Regions from separate parts of the Homo sapiens genome. Here all the other regions are linked to region 1. Evidence: read pairs that join two places in POLR2A ChIA-PET (ENCODE). Cell type or tissue: HepG2. All regions are shown on one strand. Links, peaks and the distances in the headings refer to the core of each region. The heading gives the core; the rest is flanking DNA. Region 1 holds the start of LOC124903567 (a long non-coding RNA gene). Region 2 has its middle 13 kb from the start of LINC02348. Region 3 holds the start of LINC02348 (long intergenic non-protein coding RNA 2348).

Region 1 (7,668 bases), core at 2,254-4,753:
AATGGCAACAAAGTTTCAGACTGAGAAGATGAAAAAGCTCTGAAGGTGGATAGCAGTGACGGTTGTACAACAGTGTGAATATACTTAATGCCACTGAACTGTACATATGAAAATATTTAAAATGGTAAATTTTATGTTACATATATTTTACCACAATAAAAATAAAATTAAAAAGGTTCAATCTAGTAAAGAAATAATTTTAGAAACCAAAATAGAATAGTGTGTCTTATACTGGGACACAAGCAAATAAAAGGACACACATTAAAATACTAGAACGCTGAGGGGGGAACGGGCACAAAAGAAAATTAAACTGGCGAAGGGGCCACGGGTCGCAGCATGTGGCAGGCAGTGCTCTCTGCCCACAGCCAGAATGCGGGATCAGGAGTGAGCAGCAAGCAGTGGGGTGACAGATGATCTCAGGGTAGCCCCCCAAGGCTGCAGGAGAGTCACCACCCCACAGCCTAGCCGGTGCCCCAGCACGCCCAACAGCCCTTCCAAACCCCCGGCTCCCAAGAATGCCCTGACAGCCGTCTGGGCTTCCCCTTCCCCTGTGTGGCCTCGTGGAGTAGAGTCCAAATCCCAGCTGCCCTGGACACGCGTCCCAGGCTGGCTGGCCCGTGGCCCATCGACACTGGGCTCATGCACACGGTAGGTGCTCTGAGAGGTTCTGTTGAGTGAGAATAAGTGACGGGAATTGAGAATGGGGAGACCTCTCCTAGCCGGGAGAAATGACACAATGCCGCTTTAGGGAAGCCCAGTGGATGATCCTTCAGATCCCCGGGGGGATAAACCTCACTTCCGATCTCAGGAGCATAGAAGTGGCCCTTTCTCTATTTTCAGTAACTGAACTCAGTTTTAATTTTAAGCGTCAATACCATCAGGTAACAAGGATTTAATCTCCACCTGGGCAGGGGCTCAGGCTTGCAGGCCAACCGGACCCTCTCTAAGCCGCCTTCTTCTCTGACCAATTCTCTGTGGCACGAGGCTCAGCCGGGGACACAGTGGCCCTGCAGTAACTGCGAGTATGCCTAGTCACCTGGCCAAGCATGAGGACCACTGCCGCAGGGAGCAGAGCAGGCCCTGCTGTGGCCTTCAGGACAGGAAAGGTGGAAAAGCCGTTTGTATACTGTGGCTAAACCCTGAGTGCGCGATACCCCTTCCAGGCTTGTAATCCACATTCCAGCCCACGGTGATTGACAGCTGGCACACAGCAGCACCCAGGGCGCCACCCGCCCTCCATGAGTGTGCTGCTGGTTTAATTGATGTGTGCAATTTTGGGGACCACTGAGTCCATCAGAATGCCAAGGAGGAAGGGGGTGGGAGGGACGGCAGGGCAGGGTGTGCCTTGCATGGGCAAAGAGGTCAGAAGTGAGCATTACATCAAGCAGGCCCGCGGCAGCTTTGAAGAGCACCGTCAGGGCAGGAGACAGTCCTCAAGCAGCAGCACAGGGCAGACCCTGACTGTGCGCACCAGGCTTCCCGCCTGCAAAGCACTTCTGGTTAATCATCAGAAAGGGAATATTGTAAAAGGGTATCAAGTGGCTCACAGACAACTCCCTGCTGAGTCACTGTGGGGAAGGGTCAGGAACCTGGAGGTGCCAAGTGGCCACAGCTATAGCCCCAAGACATGTGGCTAGGACACTGCTGGTGCTGAGCATGCACTAGCCACTGCTCTTCGCACCCAGGACACTGGGGCACTGCTCTGCCACCTGGGAATGGGGGGACGGACCCTGAAGTCTCCGTGCCTCCTGGGCATGTGGCTGCACAGCCCTGCTACCCCCCACCGGTGTCAGGGAGTGCACGTTCTTGGCCTTTTAGGCTTCTGTAGAGGGAAGCAGGGTTTTGCCTCCCACTAAGACGGTTCACTTCTCAAATGTTAAAAGGCTGTCCTGATGCTGCATAACCACAAAATAAAAAGCATCCAGAAGGCCAGGCGTGGTGGCTCACGCCCGTAATCCCAGCACTTCGGGAGGCCGAGGCGGGTGGATCACTTGAGGTCAGGAGTTCGTGACCAGCCTCGCCAACATAGTGAAACCCCATCTCCACTAAACATACAAAAATTAACCAGGCGTGGTGGCTAATGCCTGTAATCCCAGCTACTTGGGAGGCTGAAGCGGGAGACTCACTTGAACCTGGGAGGCAGGGGTTGCAGTGAGCCGAGATCACGCCACTGCACTCCAGCCTGGGTGGCAGAGCAAGACTCCATCTCAAAAAAAGCATCCACAAGAATGACCAAGTGACTGCTCAATGGCCATGGATGTTTCTGGACCCTGAGGGCCCCTGTTTTGCTGAGATGGAAATCATTGCTGACTCCTTTAATGTTGTTTAATTTTTTAAAAACCTCTTCAAGCATTCCTCTAGATTTCTGGTATTCAGAACTATGCTGTGAACACAGAAAGATTAAGGACTGTTCTTCTAATGCCTTAGACAGCCTGTGCCAATTGGTCTCAGAGTAGAGAAAAATATATTTATGCTGTGAAACCTAAATACCCAAACTAAATTCATTTTAGCAAAGATTAATACGCAGAGCCCCAATTCTTGTACAGATTCCTCAGAGCAGCACGTGCTGTTCGGCGCTTCTTCCTTTATAATAAATGGTCAGGTGTGCAAACAACTGTTTGAAGAGCCATTAGGAGTCAGTCAGCTGTGGTGTGGGCAGAGTGGGCAGTGGTATGCCAGGAAGCGCCCAGGGTTGCAGGTCTAGGGCATTGTGGAGACAGCAGCAGCATTCCTTGGTCCTGAGCTGGGATTCCGCATCCAGTTGGGCCCAAGCGTGATCTGTGTGTAGTTCCATGAGGCCTGGGTGGAGGGTGTTGGGAGTGATAGAATGTTTGGAAGGAAGTACAGGGGAGTGAGGCCTGATTCACCCAGGCTATGGGGCTGTGTGAAAATGGCCAGGCTCTTGAATGTTTGGCACATAGAGGAGAAAACTGTCATGAACAAGACTCATAGCCCCTGAAAATAGGCAGCTTGTCTTCTCTGCAAGACGGCCTGGCTGGTGTCCCTGCAAGCCCAAGTGTGAGCTGGGGGATTCGCAGGCAGGCTGGTGACACTTTCCATCAGTGGGAACCCCTCTACTTTCGAGCACCTGCCCCCGACTTCATGCAGGGAGTGCACGAGGAGTCTGCCTGGGACTGTGGATGGGCCTGAAGGACAGCCCAGCCTGGGACTGTGGGACGCAGCTGTCCAGCGAGGTGCTGGCTGGCCGGCCAGCAGCCACCACCCAGGCCCAGCTGCAGGGCTGGGTTTCCTGCAAACCGTGATTCTGGAGCAGGGTAGGTGACCCCGAACTGCCTGTTTACAGTTTTCATGCACCCTGGGGACACCGTGAGCCTCCCCAGCCCTGTGGCCTTGAGCTGCTGTATTCTAGAAATACCGGCAGCTGCCTGTCCCCTGAAGCCTCCCCACAGCTTTGAGCAATGATGAATATTGGTTAATCTCTCCTGTAAACAGCTGTTTTCCCGGCAACTGCCCAGCTCGTGTTAAATATTAACAAAGAGCCGCCTCCACAGCCGCTCACAGGGTGTCTGCTTTAAATATTTAAGAAATTGCTGTTCCTGTCCCTGAGTGACTCTTTGGCTCAAACTGTTCTGTAAGTGTTCTTGCCTCCCTGGTGACTGCGTTGTGTGAAATGTCCGACATCCCTGCTTGCTTGCTCTTTCTTCACCCATTGCTCTCTTTGTCTCTGTCCTTCCCTGTCTCTATCACTGTCTCTCTGTCTCTCTCTCTCTTAGTGAATAGTACTAAAAAATGTAAACGCTGAGGGTTGCACTCAGTCCTGGGTGCTCAGCCAAGCTGCCTGGAGATGCCCCAGGCAGGCTCCTGCTCCATCGAGATGCTGCGGAAAGCAAGTGGCCTTTAAGTGTTGCTGCCTCACACGCTCATGGTTAGGTGTGAATAGCTGGGGCACCCCACCCCTCGCCCCCATCTGGGGGTGTGTCTGCACACGTGTACTCAGGTGCCCAGAGGGTTGTGGAAATGCCGTGACCGTGTGTAAATCCTTTACATCTAAGTCCTTCTCACTGTTGGCACTTCCCATTCCCTTCAGGGTTTGTGGAAGACACGCCTGTTTTCTTCCCTGGGCTAACTGTGAAGCTCAGAAGAGGAAGAAGGGCCCGGATGGCAGATGAACCGCACAGGGCTGTGTGGCCTCAGCCCCGCAGCTGGGGAGCTCAGTGGCCTCCTGGAGGAGAAGCTGACTTTGGAGGACCTGGAACACCATGGCTGCTGGGAGTTGGGGCTGTGCGGGAGGCTTCTGTCTCTGTGTGGCGTTTGGTCATAACCACTGGACTTTGGAACATCCTGCTTAAAACCACAACTTTGGCTGGGCACGGTGGCTCATGCCTGTAATCCCAGCACTTTGTGAGGCTGAGGTGGGCGGATCGCTTGTGCTCAGGAGTTCAAGGCCAGCCTGGGCAACATGGCAAAACCCTGTCTCTACTAAAAATACAAAAATTAGCTGGGCATGGTGGCTCACACCTTGGGTGGCTGAGGCAGGAGAATCACTTGAATCCAGGAGTTGGAGTCTGCAGTGAGCCAAGATCACTCAACTGCACTCCAGCCTGGGCGACAGACTGAGACCCTGTCTCAAAGAAACAAAACAAAACAAAACAACAGCAAAAACCCCCACAACTTTACCTAGACTCATCTGTGAAAACTTCAGTGAATCCGGCCTCAAACTGTCGCTATGGGGGAGCCACTGGCAGCTGAGTTTGTTTAGATTCCTCCTTCCTGGGTGAGACCTGGGGTTGGAAACACCATTGAAATTCCCTCTAGTAATGGGCTCTGTCGTCCAGAGGAAGGGGCAAGACTCCCCCACCCCCACTTCTCACCCCTTGCCCGGGGTCTCTTCTCCCTTCCTGACCAGGAGCCTAAGGAAGGCCTCAGGTAGAAATAGAGAAGCATCTTCCTCCCTCTGGGGCCAGAGATTTCCAGCCGAGTTTTGTGAGACTCCAAGACTGCTGTGCGTATCCTCAGAGCTGCTGAGATCACCTCAAAACAAAGCCCGTTTAAAGTCACTTTCATTTATTTCAAGAGCTACTGTGAACCTCTCAGGATAAAATGAAAATGAACTTCAATTCACTTTAATTTTTAAAAGATATGTTCGTTTAATATCCTTTTTAAAATAAAAACAGGGAAAAAGACGTAGTGGTTTCAAGTTTGCAATTCCCATCCGGCCCAGGTGAGGCCACAGGGCCACCTCCCGTGAGAAGAGCGTGGCCTCAGGAGGGCAGGTGGCACAGTGCATGAGCCTGCGGCGAGTCTCGGGCTCTGCCTAGGGTCGGGGGAGGGGCTCTCTGCATCTCACTCTCCCCAGTTCTAAACGGAGAAAGTAGTAGTACCTGCCTTAGGGTGTTGGTAGAGAACTGACTTAGATCTTGCCGGTAAAACTCAGGGCCTGCAGGCGTGACCTTACAGCAGGTGGGCTACAGGCACAGTCCTGGCTACAAGCCGGGCAGCTGTCTTGTCCCAGGAGACCAGGAAAGCCTCCAAGACACCATGGGCCTATTGGTAGGGGACAAGTGGGCTTCCCTGCCAGGTGGCCTGGTGACAGGGTCATTAGCAGTTGAAAATTTTGAGAAAATGATTCTGTGAGCTGGAGGGCAATTGGACGGGTGAGGATGGAGGAGAAAGCCAAAATCCGCAACTCGGATCACTGTCAGGGCGAGGCTGGGAGTGGGGGAGCGGGGGATCCCTCCCCAGAGGAGCACAGGCTGCAAGCTGGTGGCCTGGAGGCCTGGGGGAGAGGAGCGCAGCCAGGGCAGGACTGTTGCTGGAAGTCTGTGGAGGAAGCTGCCTTGTCAGTCAGCCTCCCGACCCCAGGCACACAGCGATTACAACCTCATGCCAAAAAACAAAAACAAAAACAAAAACAATGCTCTTTTGAAAAGAAATTGAACAAACTACCAGACTGGGCCCCATCCTTAAACCTCATTTAATTTTTTTTTTTTTTTTTTTTTTTGAGACGGAGTCTCACTCTGTCACCCAGGCTGCAGTGCAGTGGCGTGATCTTGGCTCACTGCAACCTCGGCCTCCTGGATTCAAGCGATTCTCCTGCCTTAGCCTCCCGAGTAGCTGGGATTACAAGCATGTGCCAGCATGACTGGCTAATTTTAGTATTTTTAGTAGAAACGGGGTTTCGCCATGTTGGCCAGGCTGGTCTCAGACCCCTGACCTCAGGTGATCCTTCTGCCTCGGCCTCATAAAGTGCTAGGATTACAGGCATGAGCCACCACATCCAGCCTCATTTAACTTTAATTACCTTTAAGGGCCTTGTCTCCAAATACAGTTGCATTGGGGGGCAGGGCTTTGACATAAAAATCTGGAAGGACGCAAACATTCATTCCATAGCACTCAGAGAGCAGCAGCTACAGGAGGTCACTGACCCCCTATAGAACTGGAGAATGAAATGGAAAGTGAAGCTACGAGAGCTCATGAGCACGATTGCCCCTCATCCAGAAACCAGGAGTTACCCTCTGGCCGCTGCTACGGAGCCTAAACATCAACAGCTCCGCCACTATTGTGACACCCACCACCAATCTGCAGATTGCAGTCACTCTCAGCTGCCAGCTGCTCCCGGAGCTGGAGAAGGGGACATGCTTTCTCCCATGATCCAGCCTTCCAGCCTCCAGTGCCTCTCATTGGCCGGAAACTTGCATCAGGAGAAGCTGGGAATATAGTTCATAGGCTTCCAGCCCTGGCAGTTACAAATGGGAGTATGGAGTGACAAGTTAGAAGCTATGTCCACAGATAAATAAACAGCACAGATTGCAAGACAGAGAAGCGCAATCAAGAGGCAGTTATTCTTCGTCCATGAGAAAAATGAAAGGTAAATCAAACATGGGGGGGATATCAAAAAGTTGTCTGTGAAAGCCACAGTCTAATCATGAAAAAACTAAAAATATGTTATGGTTTTCTGTTTTGAGACGGAGTCTCGCTCTGTCACCCAGGCTGGAGTGCAGTGGCATGATCTTGGCTCACTGCAACCTCCACCTCCCAGGTTCAAGCAATTCTCCTGCCTCAGCCTCCTGAGTAGCTGGAACTACAGGCACCTGCCACCACGCCCGGCTAATTTTTTGTGTTTTTAGTAGAGACGGGGTTTCACCGTGTTAGCCAGGATGGTCTCCATCTTCTGACCTCATGATCCGCCCGCCTCGGCCTCCCAAAGTGCTGGGATTACAGGCGTGAGCCACCGCGCCCGGCCACGTTATGGTTTTGAGCAAGAAGAAAGTTTATGAGAGACAGAATGCATTCAGCCTTGACGCTGAAGTCATTCTCTCCTGTGGCCCCGGGAAAGCCACCAACCACAGAGAAGGAAGCCACTTGGCTGCTATGAATGGTACTTACAAAGTTGTAAAAACGCGAATGCCGTTGACTTGTTTTCAACACAGATAAAACTTAACAAAGAACAGAAAACTTAATTATGCTCATCAAACAGAATATGATGCCATCCTTGGTGCTGCAAAAGAAAAACCCACGGGATGGAGGAAGAGAAGGGGAAGAGGGGAGGGGAGACGGAGGACAGGACAGGGCTTCAGAGGCCTCCACGGTGTGCTGAAGATTCAGCAGTCTCAGCTGGATGGAAAAGCAGTAAATGCCCAAGTCTATATTGACAGGTGCGAATCTAACGAATGTGAAAACTAACAATCGTGACTGAGAGGAGGTGGG
Region 2 (7,668 bases), core at 3,377-5,876, 99 kb before region 1:
CCTTCGCCCACTTTTTGATGGGGTTGTTTGTTTTTTTCTTGTAAATTTGTTTGAGTTCATTGTAGATTCTGGATATGAGCCCTTTGTCAGATGAGTAGGTTGCGAAAATTTTCTCCCATTTTGTAGGTTGCCTGTTCACTCTGATGGTAGTTTCTTTTGCTGTGCAGGAGCTCTTTAGTTTAATTAGATCCCATTTGTCAATTTTGGCTTTTGGTGCCATTGCTTTTGGTGGTTTAGACATGAAGTCCTTGCCCATGCCTATGTCCTGAATGGTATTGCCTAGGTTTTCTTCTAGGGTTTTTATGGTTTTAGGTCTAACATTTAAGTCTTAAATCCATCTTGAATTGATTTTTGTATAAGGTGTAAGGAAAGGATCCAGTTTCAGCTTTCTACATATGGCTAGCCAGTTTTCCCAGCACCATTTATTAAATAGGGAATCCTTTACCCATTGCTTGTTTTTCTCAGGTTTCTCAAAAATCAGATAGTTGTAGATATGCGGCGTTATTTCTGAGGGCTCTGTTCTGTTCCATTGATCTATATCTCTGTTTTGGTACCAGTACCATGCTGTTTTGGTTACTGTAGCCTTATAGTATAGTTTGAAGTCAGGTAGTGTGATGCCTCCAGCTTTGTTCTTTTGGCTTAGGATTGACTTGGCGATGCGGGCTCTTTTTTGGTTCCATATGAACTTTAAAGTAGTTTTTTCCAATTCTGTGAAGAAAGGCATTGGTAGCTTGATGGGGATGGCATTGAATCTGTAAATTACCTTGGGCAGTATGGCCATTTTCATGATATTGATTCTTCCTACCCATGAGCATGGAATGTTCTTCCATTTGCTTGTATCCTCTTTTATTTCCTTGAGCAGTGGTTTGTAGTTCTCCTTGAAGAGGTCCTTCACATCCCTTGTAAGTTGGATTCCTAGGTATTTGATTCTCTTTGAAGCAATTGTGAATGGGAGTTCACTCATGATTTGGCTCTCTGTTTGTCTGTTGCTGGTGTATAAGAATGCTTGTGATTTTTGTACATTGATTTTGTATCCTGAGACTTTGCTGAAGTTGCTTATCAGCTTAAGGAGATTTTGGGCTGAGACAATGGGGTTTTCTAGATATACAATCATGTCGTCTGCAAACAGGGACAATTTGGCTTCCTCTTTTCCTAATTGAATACCCTTTATTTCCTTCTCCTGCCTAATTGCCCTGGCCAGAACTTCCAACACTATGTTGAATAGGAGTGGTGAGAGAGGGCATCCCTGTCTTGTGCCAGTTTTCAAAGGGAATGCTTCCAGTTTTTGCCCATTCAGTATGATATTGGCTGTGGGTTTGTCATAGATAGCTCTTATTATTTTGAAATACGTCCCATCAATACCTAATTTATTGAGAGTTTTTAGCATGAAGCGTTGTTGAATTTTGTCAAAGGCTTTTTCTGCATCTATTGAGATAATCATGTGGTTTTTGTCTTTGGCTCTGTTTATATGCTGGATTACATTTATTGATTTGCGTATATTGAACCAGCCTTGCATCCCAGGGATGAAGCCCACTTGATCTTGGTGGATAAGCTTTTTGATGTGCTGCTGGATTCGGTTTGCCAGTATTTTACTGAGGATTTTTGCATCAATGTTCATCAAGGATATTGGTCTAAAATTCTCTTTTTTTGTTGTGTCTCTGCCTGGCTTTGGTATCAGAATGATGCTGGCCTCATAAAATGAGTTAGGGAGGATTCCCTCTTTTTCTATTGATTGGAATAGTTTCAGAAGGAATGGTACCAGTTCCTCCTTGTACCTCTGGTAGAATTCAGCTGTGAATCCATCTGGTCCTGGACTCTTTTTGGTTGGTAAGCTATTGATTATTGCCACAATTTCAGATCCTGTTATTGGTCTATTCAGAGATTCAACTTCTTCCTGGTTTAGTCTTGGGAGGGTGTATGTGTCGAGGAATTTATCCATTTCTTCTAGATTTTCTAGTTTATTTGCATAGAGGTGTTTGTAGTATTCTCTGATGATAGTTTGTATTTCTGTGGGATCGGTGGTGATATCCCCTTTATCATTTTTTATTGTGTCTATTTGATTCTTCTCTCTTTTTTTCTTTATTAGTCTTGCTAGCGGTCTATCAATTTTGTTGATCTTTCAAAAAACCAGCTCCTGGATTCATTAATTTTTTGAAGGGTTTTTTGTGTCTCTATTTCCTGCAGTCTGCTCTGATTTTAGTTATTTCTTGCCTTCTGCTAGCTTTTGAATGTGTTTGCTCTTGCTTTTCTAGTTCTTTTAATTGTGATGTTAGGGTGTCAATTTTGGATCTTTCCTGCTTTCTCTTGTGGGCATTTAGTGCTATAAATTTCCCTCTACACACTGCTTTGAATGTGTCCCAGAGATTCTGGTATGTTGTGTCTTTGTTCTCATTGGTTTCAAAGAACATCTTTATTTCTGCCTTCATTTCGTTATGTACCCAGTAGTCATTCAGGAGCAGGTTGTTCAGTTTCCATGTAGTTGAGCGGTTTGGAGTGAGATTCTTAATCCTGAGTTCTAGTTTGATTGCACTGTGGTCTGAGAGAGAGTTTGTTATAATTTCTGTTCTTTTGCATTTGCTGAGGAGAGCTTTACTTCCAAGTATGTGGTCAATTTTGGAATAGGTGTGGTGTGGTGCTGAAAAAAATGTATATTCTGTTGATTTGGGGTGGAGAGTTCTGTAGATGTCTATTAGGTCCGCTTGGTGCAGAGCTGAGTTCAATTCCTGGGTATCCTTGTTGACTTTCTGTCGCGTTGATCTGTCTAATGTTGACAGTGGGGTGTTAAAGTCTCCCATTATTAATGTGTGGGAGTCTAAGTCTCTTTGTAGGTCACTCAGGACTTGCTTTATGAATCTTGGTGCTCCTGTATTGGGTGCATATATATTTAGGATAGTTAGCTCTTCTTGTTGAATTGATCCCTTTACCATTATGTAATGGCCTTCTTTGTCTCTTTTGATCTTTGTTGGTTTAAAGTCTGTTTTATCAGAGACTAATATTGCAACCCCTGCCTTTTTTTGTTTTCCATTTGCTTGGTAGATCTTCCTCCATCCTTTTATTTTGAGCCTATGTGTGTCTCTGCATGTGAGATGGGTTTCCTGAATACAGCACACTGATGGGTCTTGACTCTTTATCCAACTTGCCAGTCTTTGTCTTTTAATTGGAGCATTTAGTCCATTTACATTTAAAGTTAATATTGTTATGTGTGAATTTGATCCTGTCATTATGATGTTAGCTGGTGATTTTGCTCGTTAGTTGATGCAGTTTCTTCCTAGTCTTGATGGTCTTTACATTTTGGCATGATTTTGCAGCGGCTGGTACCAGTTGTTCCTTTCCATGTTTAGTGCTTCCTTCAGGAGCTCTTTTAGGGCAGGCCTGGTGGTGACAAAATCTCTCAGCATTTGCTTGTCTGTAAAGTATTTTATTTCTCCTTTGCTTATGAAGCTTAGTTTGGCTGGATGTGAAATTCTGGGTTGAAAATTCTTGTCTTTAAGAATGTTGAATATTGGCCCCCACTCTCTTCTAGCTTGTAGGGTTTCTGCTGAGAGATCCGCTGTTAGTCTGATGGGCTTCCCTTTGAGGGTAACCCGACCTTTCTCTCTGGCTGCCCTTAACATTTTTTCCTTCATTTCAACTTTGGTGAATCTGACAGTTATGTGTCTTGGAGTTGCTCTTCTCGAGGAGTATCTTTGTGGCGTTCTCTGTATTTCCTGAATCTGAACGTTGGCCTGCCTTGCTAGATTGGGGAAGTTCTCCTGGATAATATCCTGCAGAGTGTTTTCCAACTTGGTTCCATTCTCCCCATCACTTTCAGGTACACCAATCAGACGTAGATTTGGTCTTTTCACATAGTCCCATATTTCTTGGAGGCTTTGCTCATTTGTTTTTATTCTTTTTTCTCTAAACTTCCCTTCTCACTTCATTTCATTCATTTCATCTTCCATCGCTGATACCCTTTCTTCCAGTTGATCGCATCGGCTCCTGAGGCTTCTGCATTCTTCACGTAGTTCTCGAGCCTTGGTTTTCAGCTCCATCAGCTCCTTTAAGCACTTCTCTGTATTGGTTATTCTAGTTATACATTCTTCTAAATTTTTTCCAAAGTTTTTCAACTTCTTTGCCTTTGGTTTGAATGTCCTCCCGTAGCTCAGAGTAATTTGATTGTCTGAAGCCTTCTTCTCTCAGCTCGTCAAAGTCATTCTCCATCCAGCTTTGTTCCGTTGCTGGTGAGGAACTGCGTTCCTTTGGAGGAGGAGAGGCGCTCTGCTTTCTAGAGTTTCCAGTTTTTCTGTTCTGTTTTTTCCCCATCTTTGTGGTTTTATCTACTTTTGGTCTTTGATGATGGTGATGTACAGATGGGTTTTCGGTGTGGATGTCCTTTCTGTTTGTTAGTTTTCCTTCTAACAGACAGGACCCTCAGCTGCAGGTCTGTTGGAGTACTGGGCCCTGTGAGGTGTCAGTCTGCCCCTGCTGGGGGGTGCCTCCCTGTTAGGCTGCTCAGGGGTCAGGGGTCAGGGACCCACTTGAGGAGGCAGTCTGCCGGTTCCCATATCTCCAGCTGTGTACTGGGAGAACCACTGCTCTCTTCAAAGCTGTCAGACAGGGACATTTAAGTCTGCAGAGGTTACTGCTGTCTTTTTGTTTGGCTGTGCCCTGCCCCCATAGGTGGAGCCTACAGAGGCAGGCAGGCCTCCTGGAGCTGTGGTGGGCTCCACCCAGTTCGAGCTTTAGGCTGCTTTGTTTACCTAAGGAAGCCTGGGCAATGGCGGGCGCCCCTCCCCCAGCCTCGCTGCCGCCTTGCAGTTTGATCTCAGACTGCTGTGCTAGCAATCAGTGTGACTCCGTGGGGTAGGACCCTCCGAGCCAGGTGCGGGATATAATCTCGTGGTGCGCCGTTTTTTAAGCGGGTCTGAAAAGCGCAATATTCGGGTGGGAGTGACCCGATTTTCCAGGTGCCGTCCGTCACCCCTTTCTTTGACTCGGAAAGGGAACTCCCTGACCCCTTGCTCTTCCCAAGTGAGGCAATGCCTCGCCCTGCTTCGGCTCGCGCACGGTGCACGCACCCACTGACCTGCGCCCACTGTCTGGCACTCCCTAGTGAGATGAACCCGGTACCTCAGATGGAAATGCAGAAATCACCCATCTTCTGCGTCGCTCACGCTGGGAGCTGTAGACCAGAGCTGTTCCTATTCGGACATCTTGGCTCCTCCCGTGGTAAGTTTTCTTTTCCTTTGTTTAGAGTTTCTATTTTTTCTTTTTTTTTTTCTCCCACAGTGTTACTATTTACTTTTTGGAGCATTTTTATGCTGGTTCCTTAAAACCCTTGTCAGACAATTATAGTATCTGTATTATCTTGGTGTTGCTGTCTGTTGTTTGCCTTTTTGCATTCAAATTGAGATGTCCTTGGTCATAGTGTGATGAGTAATTGTGGATTGTAACTAGGACATTCTGAGTGTTGTGTCATGAAGTTCTGGTTTCTATTTAAATCTTCTTTCAGCAGGCAGTCAACCTGTTTAGCTTCAGGATGCATGTTCCGGTACACTTTCATAGGCTGAGATTCAAATGCCAATTTAGTTTGCTACCCTGGTCTTCCCAGCTTATGTGCTGCCCAGAGGCCAATGTGAAATGATAGCAGTGTTTGACACTGCAGCTCAGTTCTCCAATCTTCTAATGTGTTGATTCTTATTAGGCATAGGCTGCTTGGGGGTCTGCCCAGGAATTAATACACAGGTTCTCTCCTCCGTAATCCTACCTACCCTGCTCTAATTGGGAGGGGAGGAGGTGCTGCCTCTTTGCTGCTGTTTGCTTCGTGCACGGTGGGGATGGTCACAGTCTATGCACCAGTGGAGTGGGAGAGAAGCATCACCTCTTTGCTGACATTTGCTTAGTGCAGCAGAGGGATGGTAGAAAGGATTCACTCTACAGTCTCCACAGTGATAGGTATTGGGGGAGGGGTGCCACTTCTACCCATGTTAGTGTAGGATCAGAATAGTTGAAAGGGCTTCACCCTGAAGTTTGCTCTGAGTCCTGGTGTAGAGGAGGAAGGGTTCTTTCTCCTTAATGCAAGACAGAAATGGCCAAACAGGTCTCCACTACAGTCTCTGATATGGTTTGTCTGTGTCCACACCCAAATCTCATCTTGAATTGTAGCTCCCATAATCTCCACATGTCATGGGAGGGACCCAGTGGGAGGTAATGGAATCATAAGGGCGGTTACCCTATGCTGCTGTTCTCATGACAGTGAGTGAGCTCTCATGAGATCTGATGGTTTTGTAAGGGGCTTTTCCCCTTTTTGCTTGGCACTTCTCCTTGATGCCACCATGTGAAGAAGGACATGTGTGCTTCCCCTTTTGCCATGACTGTAATTTCCTGAGGCCTCCTCAGCCATGCTAAGCTGTGAGTCAGTTAAACCTCTTTCCTTTATAAACTACCCAGTCACAGGGATGTCTTTATTAGCAGCAGGAGGACAAACTAACACGGTCTCCCTGACCATAGACTCCAAGTCGGGAGAAGAAAGGGTCCCTGATCATTAGGGTAGGACAGGGATGGTTGACAGGGCTCTGCCCTCAGTCCCTGCAGCTGCGGTGTTGCATGGGGTTGGAGGATTGTATCACTTTTTTTTTTATACCATCTGTTCATCTGGTGTAGAATGTGTTCTATCTCTCAGGGCTGCCCGTTATCAATACTTTTGCCTAGAGAAAGTAAGCTTTCCTTGGAGCCTTTGTTTTTTGTGCCTGTTGGTATTTCTGAGTGTGGGCCTCTCCGGTACTCAAATGAAGATATACGGGAGGGAAATCATAACAAGGAACTCACCACCTGGTTGTTCCTCATGTCTCAGAATCCCTGGCCAAGTCACCTTCTTTTCTCTGCCTCTCAGTCTTCTGATGGTTGCTTTAGAGATTTCATCCAGAGTTTGGTTGTAAATAGTGGGAAATATAAGATGGAATGTGGTTACTCCAATAGAAATGAGAGGAATCTTTTATACTTACTTCCATGTTTTACCATTTCTGATGCTCTTCATTTCTTTGTGTAAACCAAGCTTGTCCAACCATGGCCCATGGGCCACATGAGGGCCAGGATGGCTTTGAATGTGGCCCAACACAAATTCATAAACTTTCCTAAAACATTATGGGATTTTTTGCGATTTTTTGAAGCTCATTAGCTATCCTTAGGGTTAGCATATTTTATGTGTGGCCCAAGACAATTCTATCTCCAATGTGGCCCAGGGAAGCCAAAAGATTGGACACCCCTGGTGTAGACCCGAATTTTTGTCTGCTCTCACATTCCATGTAATAGAGAGTAAGATTCCATTTTTTATGTTTGACCTTTGATAGCTTTCAAACCTCATTCCTTCTCCAGTTACAAGGACCTGCATATTTCTTCCCTTGGTGTCAGCAGGAAGTCTGAACCACACAAGCCCCACCCTTTGTGCTTGAACCTTTTCCTCAGTCCCACCACCTACTCACAATACAAGCCAAATCCATTAACTCTGCCTCACTCCCACCATTTATACTGACTTGCACCTGACCTTTTCTCTTCAGAAAGTCCCATGGCATGAGCAAGAAGCATTTCCATATCTTCTCGGTGCATACGGCCTTATCATTCTTGACATTTAAACTATTCCAGTGAGAGGGGGCCGATCCCATCCTCCTCAAGGTGATCATAATACACTCT
Region 3 (7,668 bases), core at 3,184-5,683, 88 kb before region 1:
ATCATGATGGAACATTTGTGTCATTACTTGATGTTCTGATTTTTTATGGCGGTGTAACAAATTACCTCAAAGCTCAGTGGTGTAAAACAGTCACACATTTTCACAGATATTGTGCATCAGACATTTGGACAGGCACAGCAGAATGGTTTGTCTCTGTTCTGTGATGCCTGGGGCCGCAGCTGGGAGACTCCGAGGATGGGGGCTGGAATCACCCACAGGCTCCTTAGTCATCTGCCTGGGGATCCTCTCCACAGGGGCTTCTCCGTGTGGTCTCCCCGCAGGGTCTGGTTTGGGCTCCCTTCCGGCATGCTGGCTGGCCACGCGGAAGCTGTGTCGGCTGTTCTAACCCAGCTCCAGAAGCCAAGCTGCGGTACACGTACCACAGCCCATTAATTGAGTGAGCTACAAAGATCCACCCGAAGCCAAGGGGAGCACACGTGAACTCCTGCTCTGACTGGGGGGGGCAGGAGGGCAGGAAGATTCAGAAAAAGCAATGAAACTAGAAACCACACAGAGGCCATTTTTAGAAAATACCAGTTGCTATAATTAACCTCCAGAGTCTTTCAAGAGCTGGAGGAAGAGCAGGGGAAAAGAAGGTGAGAGGGGCTGGCTGGAGTCTTCCTTCACAATCCCTCAGAACTCACTAGTTCTTTTTTTCTGTAATTAGGTGGGATATTACTTTCCAGTTATTCTTTTGTTCGCACTATTGCCAAGTGTTCCTGTCAAAAGAGTTTCTATTTTGTTGTTTGTGTGTTTGTGTTTTCGAGGATGTGTTAACCCTGTGTCCTTTTCAGGGTCACGCCGCTTACCTTTTATCCAGCAAGGCTTCGCACCTCCTGGGAAATGATTGGTCAGAGGAAGTCAGAAAAGCCTAGAATATAAATGCGCGGCACAAGTCTCAGTTTATCACTGACATTTTTTCTGACCTGAGTAGAATAACTTAGGTAGATAATTTTAGAATCTGAATTGAGTTTAGAAGTCTCCTTATGCCAACTAAAGAATGCAGGCCATTGGATAGTCAGGATTTTTTTTTTCTATTTGTTTTAGGATGCCTCTCAAAATAACTATTTTGTCTATGTTAAAAGTTACCCAAAGTGGCTGGACGTGGTGGCTCACACCTGTAATCTCAACATTTTGGGAGGCCAAGGCAGGCAGATCACCTGAGGTCAGGAGTTCGAGACCTGCCTGGCCAACATGGTGAAACCCCGTCTCTACTAAAAATACAAAAATTAGCCAGGCATGATGGTGGGCACCTATAATCACAGCTACTGGGGAGCCTGAGGCAGGAGAATTGCTTGAACCCGGGAGGCGGAGGTTGCAGCGAGCCGATATCACACCACTGCGCTCCAGTCTGGGGGTCAGAGTGAGTCTCCATCTCAAAAAAAATTTAAAAAAATAAAAAATAAGTTACCCAAAGTGGCCAACCATAACTTCAATTGTCCTTGATGAAATAACATCATTTACATGAATTAGAATTACATGAAAATATGGAGTAAGCAGGTGTTTGGCCTGAGAGGGGCTCGCATGTGGACCAAGACCATCCCACAAGAACTGCAGTGGTGGGTCGGGACCGTGTGCCCACAATCCTGTCCAGAACCTGGCCCAGAGCCGGCTGTCATCAGTCCGGGCTAAGGACCCTCCTGCCATCTGTCTGCTTTCCACGTCTTGAGTGTTTTTCATTTGCGAGAGGACATCTGTTGGGGGAGGGTGGACCTGGAGGCTGGCTGCAGGAGAGACTCACTGGACTCAGATCTGCCCTCTCCCCACAGACATCTTCCTGCAGACAGACAGCGCTTGCTTCCCTGACAGGCTTGATAAAATATTTGGAACCCAGACTCACACTTACCTCCTATAGATGGCGACTCAAGCGGTGTCAGATGTGTTCGTTTTACCAAGTCAGGGTCCCAGGCTGCAGGATTGGAGATCTTGGCTGAATCATGCTAAAACCCCCACTTGTTGAAGCCCACCAACCCCAGACCACCAGAACATCCATCACCAAAAAAGGTCAATGTCTTTAGCTAGCGGCTGGGGAGATACTGCACGTGTGTGAGTCTAAAGCCTCAGTGCTTCTGACTTTACTGGTTGCTGTAATTTCCCACTAACTGCCCAGAGCTGTTGGCTGTGGGTACACAAACAGGTGCCCTGGAGAGCCCCACTGCTCTGGAAGCAGAAGATGGGCATGGCCACAGCAAGGCCTCTGCCTGCCGGCCTAGCGTGCTGGGTTCAGAGGTACAGCGCCAGCCCCTCCTCTGAGCTCCCTCGGCTCCAGGGGTCACAGCTGCTTCCTGCAATCACCAATATCAGGGTCACCACAGCAGCCACATTTGCTCCTTTTCCTCTCAGTCCCCCAACTCTCATCTTCACTTCCTTTTGCTTGATACGCCTGGGACTGGAGATCTTGGCTGAATCGGGCTGGAACTTGTGGAAGCCCACCAACCCAAGACCACCGGAACATCCATCACCAAAAGAGGCCTCTTGTGGTTTCTGGTTTTATTTTGTTTTGTTTTGTTGGATGGGACCAGACACACACCACTCGTTTGGAAGCAGTTTGTGTCCTTTCTGCCTGTTTCTTCTCTCCTCCTCCTTTCAGGCTGGAGTAAGGATGTGTTTGTGACAGAAAGGCAGACAAGAAAGATACACCGTCCCCAAGGATACAGGGAGCTTCCACCCCAGCTGTGCCTTCTTTCCCACCGGAGAGAAAAAACAATTCTTTCCTGTTTAAGCCACAGTTGGCTACTAGCAGCCAAACGCCACCCCCAACTGGCCCAGCCTTTTGGGGTCAGCCACAGTGTGTCGTGGATAGGGGGACGGCTAATGTTGGCCTATGTAAGAAAGGAAATTCTTGGAGGAAAAATAAGTCAGCTAATTTTTGATGTAATCATCATGAAAACATTTTGTAAGTAGATAATGAAATCAGACACTGAAGAATCTTTTCTGATCAGTAACCCTGAGGAGAGAAGTTGCAGGTTACGGTGCTGGCTGGCGGGGCGGCGTAACTCCAGCCCTCTCTCTCCTGCACCAGGAGGCGAGCAAGCGAGTAACAGACACGGGTCGGGGGTGGAAGGAGGTGGGGAGAGGCGGCTCACAAGGAGACAGGCAGCAAAGCGGTGGGGAGCCAAGGCCCCAGAGCTCTCAGATACATCAGTGTGGTCTGTAGCCAACCAAGGCCTCAGTTTCTTCATCTGTAAAATGGAGGGATTATCAGTAGCTACCTCATGGGATTGCAAATGACACAATCTGTGTAAAAACACAATTCGAGATCTCCTCATATGATATTTATAATCCACTCTAATTTACAAATACAAAAAGTTTGCCACCTTTTGCACTTTTACTGTTATTAACAGCAACGACCTGTCTTTATTTGCACAGCTTACCAGGCCCTCCAGGGTGACAGTCACCAAGAGCCAGGGCTTGGGCCTCAGCTTTGCAGCTCCTGGCTCTTGGTTTAGTCTGGATCCCTAAAGGAGTATCAGCAGCCAGGGAGAACTGAATCAGCTCTCCAGGTCCTGGAGGCAACCGCAGAAACAGAACAGTGCAAATGCCAGCATTTCCGCAGATAAGCGTGGCCCGCCAGCTGCAAACACCCCTGACATGCAGCCGTCTGTTTAAAATCTGGTTGCCCGCTGCAGCCAGTGGAGCTCAGAGGGCTGCCTGGCGGGTAAGGACTCCAGGCACACAGCAACAAGTGGCTGCCACCTCAAATCCCACGTGGAATATGATGGGGTCCGAGCCAGCCAGTAACTCCAGGAGGGCTGTAGTGTGTAAGTTCGGCCAGAGTTTGCAGATATAATAACATTGGCCCCACGACGTAGACCTGTGGCGGCTCAGGGTTAAGAGACGGAAGCAAACCCCTGCTTCCGTGGATCTCGCTCCAGCCCTCTCTCCTTGCTTCTGCAAACTTTTAACTAGATGGATTACGACGCTATCGATTATGTGTCAGCTGAGCTGGAGCAGTTTAATGGATTAGGGTGATGTTCACCTCGGCCATTTTGCTATAATTGATCCCCGTGTGCCTCTGTGAATCGCTTCATTCACATGGTTACGACTGACCATTGCGAGTAGATGCAAGGCTGCAAGATGCAGTGATCTAGAGCCATTTTCTCTGGGGCCAAGTGGGCACCCTGCTGGAGTCATCCTGATTGCAGCTCCAAGGAATGACCATCTTCCACAGCGAGGACCCAGAGTCTGAAGGAAAATTAAGCTGTGCTTTGAATGTTTTAGTTAAGGATAAAAATGTTTCCCACAAAATGCTCATTTGTAAGCTTGCGTGATTCTAAGGGTATCTCATGGTGTCTAGAAAAGTTAGATTTCATTGTTTCCTGCCGGGGCCGAATTAATGAGATGTCAGTCAGTAAACTCACTCCTTCCTCAAGGTCTCTTTATGATGTGTGATCAGAGGGTGATGGGCTCACAGCAGCCAGGGCCATTCATCCTGCAGTTCACAGATTTGTCTGTTTCTACAAACCATGCATCTTCTCAGACCCAGGATAAAGGACTATGCCTTATCCTGTGTGATCAGCATCACACACTCACACACTCACCCGCAGTCACACTCACACGTGCACACACACACCCACACATCACGCCTCCCCTGGGTGGTAAGCTACATTTTAGTTTACCCAATAGTGATCAACGAGAGCGCAGTGTACGTGTTGTACACGGGGTTTCCAAGTCTCTGTTTGCTTTTTGGTCGATGGCAGTGGTGAAAGTTTATGAAGCAAGAAAGGAGCGCGGGGGAGGTGAGGCGAGAGGTGGGGTGGAAAGCTTTCAAATGAGGCCAGCTCCTTATGGAAATGAGGCTCCGTCATTTTTCCCTGAGTGGCCTAAACCCAATGTTTACTTGTAGCTTCTGTGCAATGAGCTCAATATCACACGTATTATATTGGATCCTGATAGTCTGATATTTTATGGGATGTCTCCTAGATCTTCTTTGCTGACCCCAGCGGTCCCAGCCCAGATTCCAAGCTGAACAAGTCGGGCTGCTTGCTCTGTGAGCAGTGGAGTCCCTGCTGAGCTTGGGCAGCTTTCCCGAGGCCCCGCCCTCTGGCCTCCTGCCCTGCTAACAGGCACGTACTCTGTGGATGGGACCCTGAACCAGTTATCTCAATGTCAGGGGGAATTTACTTCCAAGAAACTCCCCTCTCCTCCCAACTGTGTCCATTCATTCCTGCGGAGTCCGCACGTGGGCTGCTCTTCCTCTGGGTTCCCGCCCCTGAAGGCGCAGGAGGCTGTGACCACGCCCCTTTTGGAGCCTTCCTGGGCTCAGGGAGGGGCTTTGCCTGCGGGTGAGTGTGTGTGAGTGTGTGATGCTGATGACACACACACGGCCCTGCCTCGAAGGAGGCATCTGGGACCGAATGGGCTTGGGCGTCCCTCATGCATTCTACCGACATGGACATGGGCCCCTGGGAGGGTCTGAGCTGTGGTGGAGGGAAGCCCGGACACAGGTCTTGCAGAAGAGCTCAGCCACCCCAGAAAGGACCTCAAGGGTGGGGCCAGGAGTGCAGGTGGGGGCGCTGGCTGGCTGGGAAGGGGATTTCACATAGGAGGACCAGGCAGAGGGAACACTATGTCCACAGTGCATGCAGCACTTAGAGGGAATGCCACGTCCACAGTGCATGCGGCACTTAGAGGGCAGGCCACATCCACAGTGCATGCAGTACTTAGAGGGAATGCCACGTCCACAGTGCATGCAGCACTTAGAGGGAACGGGACAGCTGGCAGGGCTCTAGCCAAGGACAAAACAGCCCATTCCGTTCCCAGACTTTGAGTCAGCGTTTAGGGTTTTGCCTCATGATGGGCCGTGCTGAGGAAACCAGTCAAGATGACCTGAACTCAGACCCCTTCCGCAGTGTCTCCTTTGTCCTGCTGAGCAACTCTGCTGTTCTCCTGCAGCCCCTCCAGGCCAGCCTCCCTCTTCTACTCAGGGCGGGGTCCAGTCAGTGCACCCAACTCCGGGGCTCCTCAAGGCTCTCCTCCCTGCCTCTGATCTGGGCTGAGGTGGAGCAGATGTGAGGAGAGGTGGGGGGGGGAGCCCCCTTCTGCATTCCCCATGGTAGGAGCAAGGTTGACATCCCAAAAGCTCCTGTCAAACTGTCCCCAAAGCTCCTGGACAAGGACTCCTCCCTCGCCATCTCCCTGATCAAACTCACCCTTCCAGAAGGGCTCAGAGTGGCATCTGGGACAGCCCCGGTTAAGGTCTCATAGACTATCTGCTCTCGGGCACGGACCGGCATCTTTAGGATGTGAGATACTCGGCTCTTACTGCTGTCAGTGTGGGGGCCTCAGCTGGGACCACACACCGCATCACAGCCTGCTACACACACGGAAGCATTTTCCCGAGTCCGACTGTGGAACTGTAATGAATCTCAGCTGCCACTCACAGCTGCTCACCAGCGTTCTCTGCTGCTTTTAGTGGCTTTGTAGGTTTCCATTGCAGAGCTCAAATTATTTAAGCAGCCCTGGTCTTGGGTATGGAATTTTGCGGTCACAGCAGGCTGGGAGGGGATCTTTTGCTGATTCCTTTGTGCACAGGTGTGAAGAGATGTGTAGGAGAGTCCTGAAGGTGGTTTCTTATCTAACCTGCATCCGTGGAAGAGCGTGTCCTGGTGCCTGGGTGTCGGGACCCCATAAGGACCATGAGCTACCCCTTTGCCAGGGCTGGGACTGTGGATGGTCATTTGCAGCCCAGACCCACGAGGTGTTTCCCAAGCATGGTGGCACCTCCCTGTGGCTGTGCCTGGCTCCTTCCAGCTCTCCCCAGTGGCCCATAGGCTTAGAAACATGTAGAGTGTGTCCCAGGCAGGGGGCCAGCCTTAAAAAATGCCAGCCCATCTCCTCCATCCACGATGACATCACCGGTACGGGCTTGTGTGTAGGTGACCTTTGGTGGCCTGATCCTCCTGCCCTCTGCCTGGCTCCCTGGGCTCTGGTGGAACACAGCTGCCCTTCCTAATTTGGTCTTAATCAGGCTGAGCTAAGCCAGTCTGTATTTGAGGAGTTGGAAGCAGGTGATTCGGGCACAAATTTGAAGGCTGATAAACGGCAGCCGTCACCCGTGCACTCAGAGCGGCCAGAAGTCCTGCTCCTGGGGAAGGAGGAAGGGCGCAAGGGCAATGAGCATGTCGCCTTGCCCTCGGGGTGTGCGGTTTCTGCTCAGCCTCCTCTTGCAGCCTTGTTTCAAGTGTGGGAATGGCCTCCTGACTCCCAATCCGAAACAACTGCTGAGCACAGAAGGCAGAGCAGGGCCCTGAGAGTCAGAGGAAAATGCTGCTGCGGGGACTGGGGAGCCCCATCGGGTGACTCCCCAGAGATGTGAGCAGGTGCAGAGGCTGGAACAACAGGTGAGGCATGTGGGACCAGGAGGCCGGGTTGTGGGAAGCAAGGCATTTGTGGGAATCCGGGTTCCCCAGTGACACTGGAACCCTTCCTGCAGTCCCTGATATTCCTGGGGCTCGTCAGGGCTTCCCGTAACAGCCCAGGATTAAGTTTGTTCTCTTCCCTACCCCCAACACGCAGTGCTGCAGGAAAGTCTCTCCCGTGGATGCTGTGGCCTGGGGCTTGGGTGACGACGTGCACGGCTGCCTCCTCGCTGTCACGTGCTCTGCTGGCTCGTCTCCAAGCTGTGCTGCTCATGTTCCAAAGTCTCCCTGGAGGCTTTAGTGAAAA

The links. ChIA-PET counts read pairs that join two places held together with the same protein. Peaks named below come from ENCODE experiments on the same cell type or tissue, not always from the same donor. Only the 100,000 strongest peaks of a DNase experiment are listed, where the experiment ranks them.
Region 2: POLR2A ChIA-PET joins it to region 1 with 10 read pairs; 4 of 35 experiments call an interaction of 5 or more read pairs at or near these places.
Region 3: POLR2A ChIA-PET joins it to region 1 with 17 read pairs; 2 of 35 experiments call an interaction of 5 or more read pairs at or near these places.

The regions. Positions count from the first base shown.
Region 1 is chr15:101,524,241-101,531,908 of GRCh38, reverse strand. It overlaps LOC124903567 (a long non-coding RNA gene), which reads left to right and starts at 3,535. Exons shown (of 2, transcript XR_007064784.1): 1 at 3,535-3,592; 2 at 4,049-5,144. RefSeq lists an enhancer at 932-1,590. In HepG2, for the core only: no CTCF peak of the experiment used is centred there; DNase peaks (open chromatin) are centred at 3,398 and 4,298; H3K4me3 peaks cover 789 bases.
Region 2 is chr15:101,623,988-101,631,655 of GRCh38, reverse strand. No RefSeq gene overlaps it. Among named protein-coding and RNA genes, the nearest start is that of LINC02348, 13 kb to the right of the region's middle. In HepG2, for the core only: no CTCF peak of the experiment used is centred there; no DNase peak of the experiment used is centred there; H3K4me3 peaks cover 829 bases.
Region 3 is chr15:101,613,625-101,621,292 of GRCh38, reverse strand. LINC02348 (long intergenic non-protein coding RNA 2348) reads left to right here and starts at 6,954. Exons shown (of 3, transcript NR_147041.1): 1 at 6,954-7,343; 2 at 7,519-7,668. RefSeq lists enhancers at 3,556-4,168, 6,609-7,125, 7,126-7,644. In HepG2, for the core only: no CTCF peak of the experiment used is centred there; DNase peaks (open chromatin) are centred at 4,702 and 5,182; H3K4me3 peaks cover 821 bases.